Regions from separate parts of the Homo sapiens genome. Here region 1 is linked to region 2. Evidence: chromatin contacts called from ENCODE Hi-C or POLR2A ChIA-PET data. All regions are on one chromosome and are shown on one strand. Each heading gives the region's core, a stretch centred on a gene start or an enhancer-like site at or near the end of the contact. The rest is flanking DNA. Distances are from core to core; before and after follow the strand shown. Region 1 has its middle 9.4 kb from the start of LINC02610. Region 2 overlaps UBE2F (ubiquitin conjugating enzyme E2 F (putative)).

Evidence for each region. A loop is a pair of places that touch in the nucleus more often than their neighbours do. ChIA-PET counts read pairs that join two places held with the same protein, here RNA polymerase II (POLR2A). Pooled maps may share reads with other maps.
Region 1: POLR2A ChIA-PET joins it to region 2 with 12 read pairs in activated CD4-positive, alpha-beta T cell. The contact joins two enhancer-like sites. A Hi-C loop is called at or near these places in 2 of 50 pooled maps. POLR2A ChIA-PET finds 5 or more read pairs at or near these places in 3 of 52 experiments (PC-9, activated CD4-positive, alpha-beta T cell and activated T-cell).

What each region holds. Positions count from the first base shown.
Region 1 is chr2:238,219,898-238,224,577 of GRCh38, reverse strand. No RefSeq gene overlaps it. Among named protein-coding and RNA genes, the nearest start is that of LINC02610, 9.4 kb to the left of the region's middle. Within about 2 kb of position 3,241, at least 3 of the 41 ENCODE cell types and tissues checked have a DNase peak (open chromatin) inside an H3K27ac peak, as active enhancers do.
Region 2 is chr2:237,978,287-237,982,502 of GRCh38, reverse strand. All of the region lies in intron 2 of UBE2F (ubiquitin conjugating enzyme E2 F (putative)), which reads right to left. All of the region lies in intron 2 of UBE2F-SCLY (UBE2F-SCLY readthrough (NMD candidate)), which reads right to left. Among named protein-coding and RNA genes, the nearest start is that of UBE2F, 13 kb to the right of the region's middle. Within about 2 kb of position 2,267, at least 2 of the 41 ENCODE cell types and tissues checked have a DNase peak (open chromatin) inside an H3K27ac peak, as active enhancers do.

The sequences.
Region 1 (4,680 bases), core at 1,992-4,491, 240 kb before region 2:
ATAGACCTCAGGCGGCTTCCCTAACACTCCAGTGCGCACATCGTTACAGTCCATTTGCCACCGGGTTTTCCTTTGGATGGAAAGCTTGGCGTTCAGTGCAATGCCCTGCTCACGAGTGAATACCTGCTGAGTTTTGACAAGTGTGTGCTGTTTTGTGCCTCAAACCCTTCTCAAGGTCCTGAGCGTGGCCATCAGAAGGTTCCCTCACACACCTTCCAACCAGTGCCCTCCCGTGCAGGAGAGTGATGCTGGAGCCTGAGGCAAGAGGAACAAAATGTGTTTTGTGTGTGTGTGTGTTTTTTGTTTCTTTTCTTTCTTTCTTTCTTTTTTTTTTTGAAATGGAGTTTTGCTCTTGTTGCCCAGGCTGGAGTGCAGTGGCGCAATCTCGGCTAACTGCAACCTCCGCCTCCTGGGCTCAAGCGATTCTCCTGCCTCAGCCTCCCAAGTAGCTGCGATTACAGGCATCCACCACCACGTCTGGCTAATTTTTTATATTTAGTAGAGACAGGGTTTCACCATGTTGGTCAGGCTGGTCTCAAACTCCTGACATCAGGTGACCCACCTGCCTTTGGCCTCCCAAAGTGCTGGGTGGGGTTACAGGCATGAGCCACTGCACCTGGTCGAAAAATGTGTTTTTCAATGTTAATTTTTTTTTCCACAATGTTTCAGTAAGTGGAAAATAAAAAAAAAATTGGGAAGTGTGTATATTAAAACTCAAATATTTTAAGTTTCAATATTTTACTTATACAAAAACGGTAAGTTTACTCTCCTTACTTAAATGCAAACAAACTCGTGAATATTTCTAAAATCTACTATCTCGTTTTTCAGTTGAGAGAATTGTCATGTGAATTTCTCTTGACCAAGTGATGATCTTAAATAATTTTTCACTAACTTCAGCTGACCGAAATTTCTTTTAAAGATGCCACCGTGGCTGGGCACAGTGGCTCATGCCTGTAATCCCAGCATTTTGGGAGGCCGAGGTGGGTGGATCACGAGGTCAGGAGATTGAGACCATCCTGGCTAACACGGTGAAACCCCGTCTCGACTAAAAATACAGAAAATTAGCCGAGCATGGTGGTGGGCGCCTGTATTCCCAGGTACTCGGGAGGCTGAGGCAGGAGAATGGCATGAACCCGGGAGGCGGAGCATGCAGGGAGCCGAGATGACGCCACTGCACTCCAGCCTGGGCGACAGAGTGAGACTCCGTCTCAAAAAAAAAAAAAAATGCCACCGTGACTGGTAGTATTAAAAAGCTTCTCATGCTGGGTGCAGTGGCTCATGCCTGTAATCCCAACACTTTGGGAGGCCAGGACCAGAAGATTGTTTGAGCCTGGGAGTTCAGGGACCAGACTGGGCAACAACGTGAGACCCTGTCTCTGCAAAAAATTAAAAAATTAGCTAGGTGATCACACCTCTGCACTCTAACCTGGGCGACAAAGCAAGACTCTGTCTCAAAAAAAACAAAAAAAAATTCAGTGTTTACAAATATCTTTAGTTTGTGAAGTGCCTTGGTTGCATTTGATCTTGATCTCCGCGGGGAATCCGTGTGTGTTTTTAATGTAGTTTTTTTAAACAGATGTAAGAATATTGAATTCACACACAAACACAAACATACAACACTAAAACAAGTCGTCACATTTCATTTCACAGAAGCAGAATTTTTGCATATCAATTATGAGCACAGCAGTTTGGGGCTGTGGTGAGCTGTGTTCATGTCACTGCTCTCCAGCCTGGGCAACAAAGTGAGACCCTATCTCTTTAAAAAAAAATTATGAGCCGAGGAAGACACAATTTGGCATAATCATTTTTGGAGGGTCATGGTAGCTTATACACCCTTGTATAACCTGCCATAGTTGTTCCATGATCTTATCCCTGGCCACAAGCGTGTTTTATGTTAACACCTTTTTCCAATCTCTAATTTCATAAGCTAGACCTAGTTTTTTCTTTGATTTCTGTAAAGTCAATGCAACTTCTTTTACTGTTAATGGCATTATTCTTCATGTGGGTGTGCTCATAGTCTGACACACTTGTTCACAATCGGCTACATCTGGTGCACAATCAAAAGTAAGGGGCTGGGCTTGGTGGCTTCTGCCTGTAATCCCAGGACTTCGAGAGGCAGAGGCAGGAGGCCGTTGAGTTCAAGACAAACCTGGCAAATAGAACAAGACCCCATCTCTTTTAAAAAATTAAATTTTTCTTAAAAAGCAGGGTGTCAGATGTGGTGGCTTGTGACTGTAATCCTAGTGCTTTAGGAGGCTGAGATGAGAGGATTGCTTGAGGAGGCAGAGCTGAAGTGAGCTATGATTACTCCAGCCTGGGTGACAGAATGTGACCCTGTCTTTTTAAAAATGGAAGCAAAAGTATTTGCTTCTTTCATTCTTGATAATATCTCAAATCAAATATAATTTTCTAGTAGCAGTACACATTTGCTTTAATGTTATTAGGCACAACATCCTTTTTTATTTTATTCTTTTGGAGACAGAGTTGTGTTCTGTTGCCCAGGCTGGAGTGCAGTGGCACGATCATAGCTCACTTTAACCTTGAACTTCTGGGCTCAAGCAATTCTCCTGCATAGCTAGGACTAGAGGTGTATACCACAATACCTGGCATTTTTTTTTTTTTTAGAGTGGGTCTTGCTATGTTGCCCAGGCTGATCTGGAACTCTTGGCCCCAAATGATCCTCTCACCTTGGCCTCCCAAAACAGTGAGATTTCAGGCATGAGCCACGGCTCCTGGTTCCCTTTTTTTATGGTTAGCTATAAATTCACCTAAAGTTAATAACATGCCACCATTTGGGCCTCCAGTAATTTCTTGTGATCCCCTAAGATGTAAAATATTTTTTGCCTAACATGTAATATCTAAAATCACTCAAAATAATCTATTTTTGTTTCACTTATTTTATGGTATTCTGCAAAGCATCATTTATTAAACTGTCAATCTGAATATTTTCAAAAGACAGTTTCATTTTAGAAAAGCATCACATGAGCCAGGTGCAGTGGCTCACTCCTGAAATTCCAGCTGCTTGGGAGGCTGAGGTGGGAGTGATGCAGTGGCCGCTCCAGACGGCCTGCCGCTGCCAGGAGCCGGGGACCAGCAGGAGCCCTGCCCCTTCTGAGCTGGGGCAGGAGCAGCTCCCCGGTGCCGCTGCAGCTGCCCAAACCGTGGCTGCCAACCCGGGCCTCCCGCTCCACGGAGCAGGCAGGAACCTCACCGGCCCCTTCCCCGCCCAGCGGCGGCTGCCCAAACCGCGGCTGCAGACTCAGGCATCCCTGCACTCTTGGGGGCCCGGGAAGGCCCTCCTCCCCTCACAGGCCCAGAAGTGCCTGCTCCCAGTGCCTGGCCTCTCCCTGTTCCTGGTGCCTGCTCCAATCTCAGAGCAAAGTCGGGGCTGAGCCCTGGTGCCATGAACGGCAGCAGAAGGCAGACAGATTCCTGGGCAAAAGAGGACGGGTCCCTGGTGAGGCCCTACCTTCAGGCCAGGGAGGGCCTGAAGGTTGGGGGCCAGGCTGCCAGTGCCGGAGCACTGGAGTGGGAACTTGTGATGCTTTCTCCGGGCTGCCCATGGCTGCCCCGGGACCAATCAGCATGCACTTCCTCCCCTTTAAGGCCAATAAAAACCTTGGCTCAACCAGAGCTGAGCAGATGGGAAAACAAGCCGCAGAGAGGAGCTACCCTCTCTGCTGAGAGTTTCAGAGACCTGCAGAGACCTTGGGACTACCGGTTGCAGAGAGGAGCAACCCACTCCAGGGCCTCTTCTCTGCTAGGAGCTGGGCAGACACTGGGACAATCCCCCTGCAGAGAGGAGTCACCAGGGCTTCCTTTCTGCTGAGAGATGAACACTCAACAGGACGACTTGCTTACAGAGAGGAGCTACCCGCTGCGGGGCTCCTTCAGGCTGTTCTAACAGTCAATAAAGCTCCTCTTTGTCGTGCTCACCCTCTGCTTGTCTGCGTATCTCATTCTTCCTGGATGCAGAACGAGAACTCGGGCAAAGGTGCCACCGGCCACAGAGGTTTCCAGTCAAAAGTGACACCCCAAAGATCCTGTAACAGGAGGATCACTTGAGCCCAGGAGTTTGAGGCCACAGATGCAGTGAGCTATGATTGATTGCATCACTGCATTCAGCCTGGGTGACAGAGAAAGACTCTGTCTCAGAAGAAGACAAAAAAGAAAGCCTCACAATAAAACAAAATTTTCACGGTCACAAATTCTGTTTAACTGTTTCCAATCTTTGGAAACTTTTTTTTTTCTTTAGTTGCAAAAGTTTGATTTTATTGCATTGCTGCAGAAAAGTATGCATGAAAAATAAGGACAATTTTTTTTGGAATACATGAGCAGTCACAATGAATTCATTTGCCATTAGAATATTGAAGAAAAATGTTTTGTCAGGTGCAGTGGCTCATGCCTATAATCTCAGCAATGCAGAGGATCCCTTGAGGCCAGGAGTTCAAGACCAGCCTGGGCAACTTAGTGAGATGCCCCCTCCCCACTGCCCCATTTCTGAAACAAAAAAAGAAAAGAAAACAAGAAAACTCTAGAAATGTCCATTGTGTGAAGTAGATTCCCTAAAATCTAAATCTTTTCCTTTGTGATCTATTCAAGTATGTGCTCTATTCAGATCATTTTTACTTTATGACAAAGTAGCAGCCACAGTGGATAATTATTGCAATTCATTTGAAA
Region 2 (4,216 bases), core at 1,018-3,517:
AAATGTGTCCAGACGGCATGGTAAGCGACTGTGGATTGCAAGCAGAGGGGCCAGCATGACACAAGCAAAAGGTTCAAGAGGACAGTCTAGTGACAAGGGAAGAGGTGAGGTCTGGGCACAGACGGACAATGAAGAGTGAGGCCACTGACCAGTGCTAAGACTGTGATGTGGTAGGGCGGAGGAGTGGGAAGAAATGGGCAACAGAGCCAGGCCCCTTCTCCTACGGGGATAGGGGTGCGGGAGCAAGAGGCACTCAGGGGCCAGCAAAGTGACAGCCAGGAAGATGCCAGACAACACCTGATAAAGAAAGGAATGGAAGCCCTGGCTGCACATTCGCCACTCGGGGAGTGTTTTGCTGGTTTGACATTTGACAGCTTTGTCAGGGACCAATTTACATACAATCAAATAGACCCATTTTAAGTAAATGATTCAATAAATTGTAGTACATTTTGGAGCTATGGATCCATTACCACAATCCAGTACCTGCTGAGCTTTTAAAACTCCTAATGCCCCAGCCCTAACCTTGACCAATTATATCAAGAGTTTCAGGTAGAACTTAGGTCTCTGAATTTTTAAAATTCTCTCCCAGCGCTCATGCCTATAATTCCAGCACTTTGGGAGGCTGAGAAGGGCAGATCGCATGAGCTCAGGAGTTTGAGACCAGCCTGGGCAACGTGGCGAAACCTTGTCTCTACAAAAGATACAAAAATTAGCCAGGCATGGTGGCATGCACCTGTACTCCCAGCTACTCAGGAGGCTGAAGTGGGAGGATCACTTGAGCCCAAGAGGCAGAGGTTACAGTGTGCTGAGATCGTACCACTGCACTCCAGCCTAGATGACAGACTAAGGCCCTGTCTCAAAAAAAAAAAAAAAAAAAAAAAAAAAAAAGAATTCAAATTCCAAGATGAGCATCAGGCTCACATTTGCATGTTCAGTGCAATTCACTCACGGAAGGAGGGCAGGCTGAGGGAGCTCCTGGACCCAGCCTACCAATGATCCCACCACAGTCACAGTCCCCACAGGCTTCTGGTCCAAGAGATAGTGCAAGCAAGGACTACAATCCTGGGGCACAGGATTTCAATAAAGATGCTTGGCATTTTAGTTCCACCAGGGCAGAAAATAAGCCAGGCACACTCCCACAGTGCTCATCTCAGGGAGTTGTCACAAATGGTAAGAAGTTTTGCTGCACTTCCAACGAGGGCAAATTAGAATTCACTAACATCAACAGTTATCACCTTAGAGTCAAGGTGCAGTAAGACTATTAGCAAAGCTTGGCAGCCTCTGGGCAAAGCAGTGGCCCTTCTCTGTACACCCTCACCACCTGAAGAACGCCACCCACCTACAAGGTAATGAGAAATGAAGATACTTTTAAAACTGCTCAAGTCTTGCCCATTTCAAGATGTGACCCGGCATTTCTGGGAGGCACCTGGCTGACAGCTTGCACAATTCCGTGGCCGCATAACTTCCTTCTGATAGATTAGACTCTTTTCCTTTCTAACTAAAGATCAAACCACAGGACCCATTTGAAGCGTGACTACACTGAAATATCAGATTGCAAAATCCACCTGATCACCACAGAGGCCCCCACACAGCACGTACTCACCTTCTCCTGCCCTGGCCCTAACACAGGGCTCCTGCTGGCTCCTTGCCGCCTGCTCCCTGACCCTGCATACCCTGTGGGCAGGGGCCATGTAATCTGCCCAAGCCCTATGAGCTCAGTACCTGGCACTGGGGCTGGGCACACATGGGGTGCTCAGGAAAAGGGGGACACATAAGCATACTTGCCTACAGGGTGGCAGTGCCCCTGCTATGAGTTTCCTCTAAGACCCAAGAATGTTTCTTTTCACATAGCTGGGAACTGAGGAGGCATTCCAAAGGCGCTGTGGACTGAATTTATGCCCTCCACCCCCAAATTCATATGTTGAAGCTCTAACCCCCAATGTGATGGTATTTGGAGGTAATTAGGTTTAGATCAGATCATGGAGGTGGAGGCCTCATGATGGGATTCATGCTGTTATTTAAAAAAAACAAAAACAAAAAACAAAGAGGGACCAGAGCTCCCCTTCTCTCCTCCACGTGAAGACACAGCCAGGAAGAGGCCATCTGCAAGCCAGGAAGAGAGCTCTCATCAGGAACTTGAAGGTGGCCTTCCAGCCTCCAGAAGGGAAACACATGCCTATTGTTTAGGCCAAACCATCTATGGTCCTTTGTTACAGCAGCCCAAGCTGACAAAGACAAAAGGCTGGTCACACAGGCAGAGGACTCTTGGCAAAAGCCAGCTCCAAGCCCCATCAGACAACACTAGGCAGAGCTGCTGAGCCCTTCAACCTAGGTAGAGACAGCTGCCACTTTCCAGGTGACCTGATTACTTCCTTAAACCTGAAGCACTGCCTCACAGATTTCTAGAACTAGAACTTTATTTCTTAGCTTCCCACTGCCTTCATGCATTAAAATCCTCAAATCCACCTTTTCTGCATGCCTCACAGCTGGGAGACACTCGACTCACACACAGGGCCTCAGCCCCTCCAGAGAGAGCACCACCAGGGCTGAGGCCTCACACTACAGAGTGCAGGCCCACAGTGCTCATGGTCCCCTCCAGGCTCTGGAGGAGCAAGGCTGTAGCTCTGAAAAGCAGTCACAGCCCCTGTAGCAGAGCCTGGTATCACTAAGAATGGAGCCCACAGGTCTCCTACCACTTACTTTGAACACAAATGCAGATGATGTCAACTTGAGCCCTCATCTATGCTTACACAGGGTCCTCCCTGCCCAGTGGGCTATGTGGTACACCTGAGGGGCTGCCAAGTTTCCCGGGGCAGCTCCACTGGCATTTAACCCTCCAACAAAGCATCTAAAGGTCAGCCTGTGGCCAACTGCCTTACATCCTCCCCTTGGGCCACTGCTCTAGTTTTTAAAATATGTATTGTAGCACAGAACCTCCCAGCGGCACACACTGCTAAATGCTGTGACTACCCTGACAATGTGGCATGCCACACCCTGAGCCCGCCCTGCTAGACTTCCGCGCCAGGACACGCTGGAGACAGTGGTTCCAGAAAATAGTAAATGCTTCTCTTTCTCCCCCAACACTGAAATGGGGACATGTTGCAGACCTCATATAGGAAGGTGAGGGGTCCCACCTGTGACTGGACTGCTCAGGCAGACACAGGCACCCTCACAGAGAGAGGCCCCTGCATCCTAGACACTGGGAAGCTCAGGCAGATGGGCAGCCAGACCCTCCCACTGCCCCAGCTCCCATCAGCCAAAACAAGAGAAGGTTAGAAACCACCTGGGACTCAGGGGCTGATTGGGACAAGGGGTACGCACAGAATCAACCCCCTTTAGCTCCCCTAACTCCAGACTTGACCCTGAAATGGCTCAATTCCAAATCCCCACATTTAACAAAGACTGACACAGGCAAAGGGTCCTGTCAGACCTCCTGGAGACCCTTGAGGTCTTTGGGGGTCACTAACTGTATGCTGGCACTACAATGCATGTTGGGTGAACAAGTGAAAGAACAGGGAGACAGACAGGCATTGAGCTATTAGATGGAAACAGTGCCAAACTTCAGACAGGTAAGAAAGCAATTAATTCTGCCCTGAGGGGTGTTTGGGGGGTAGGGAGCACCATGGACTCAGACCCTGATGGACTCAGTCACACAGAGGTTCACAGGGAATGCCAACAACAACACTGGCAATGGCCAGCCCTCCAGTCAGGCCTGGACCCAAGTCAGGGCCAGCTCAAATGCAGATCTGACTCTCTCTCCTCAGTGACCCCAGCTTCTGGAGTCAGGAGAGACAGCAGCCCAAAACACTCATCATTCTACACCCTCCAGGCAATGCAGCTACAAGCATCACTCCAGCTCCAGCCCAGAGGGTGCCCTCAGAACTGGACTGAGGATGCTGAGGAAATGTGGGTGTGGCTGAGCGGGGAGCCCTTGCGGCCATCTGGAGGCCTCCCCATGGCCGGCCACTCCAAAGCAGGCCACATGTTTCCAGAGACCTGGAATCGAGCCAGGAGAGCTGACTCTGGCCTCCCATCACTGTTCAGAACTGGGCTCACTCTTCCAAGAAAAAGAAGGGGCCTCTGTTGTGCAGATACCACTGGCCCTTCCTCGCACCCCTCCCCAGGGACAAGCTCCTGCCTCCTATAAGCTCAGCCCTACTGCCATCTGCACCACATCAGAGCCCACATCACAGGTGAGCAAGGCAATGAGCCAGGC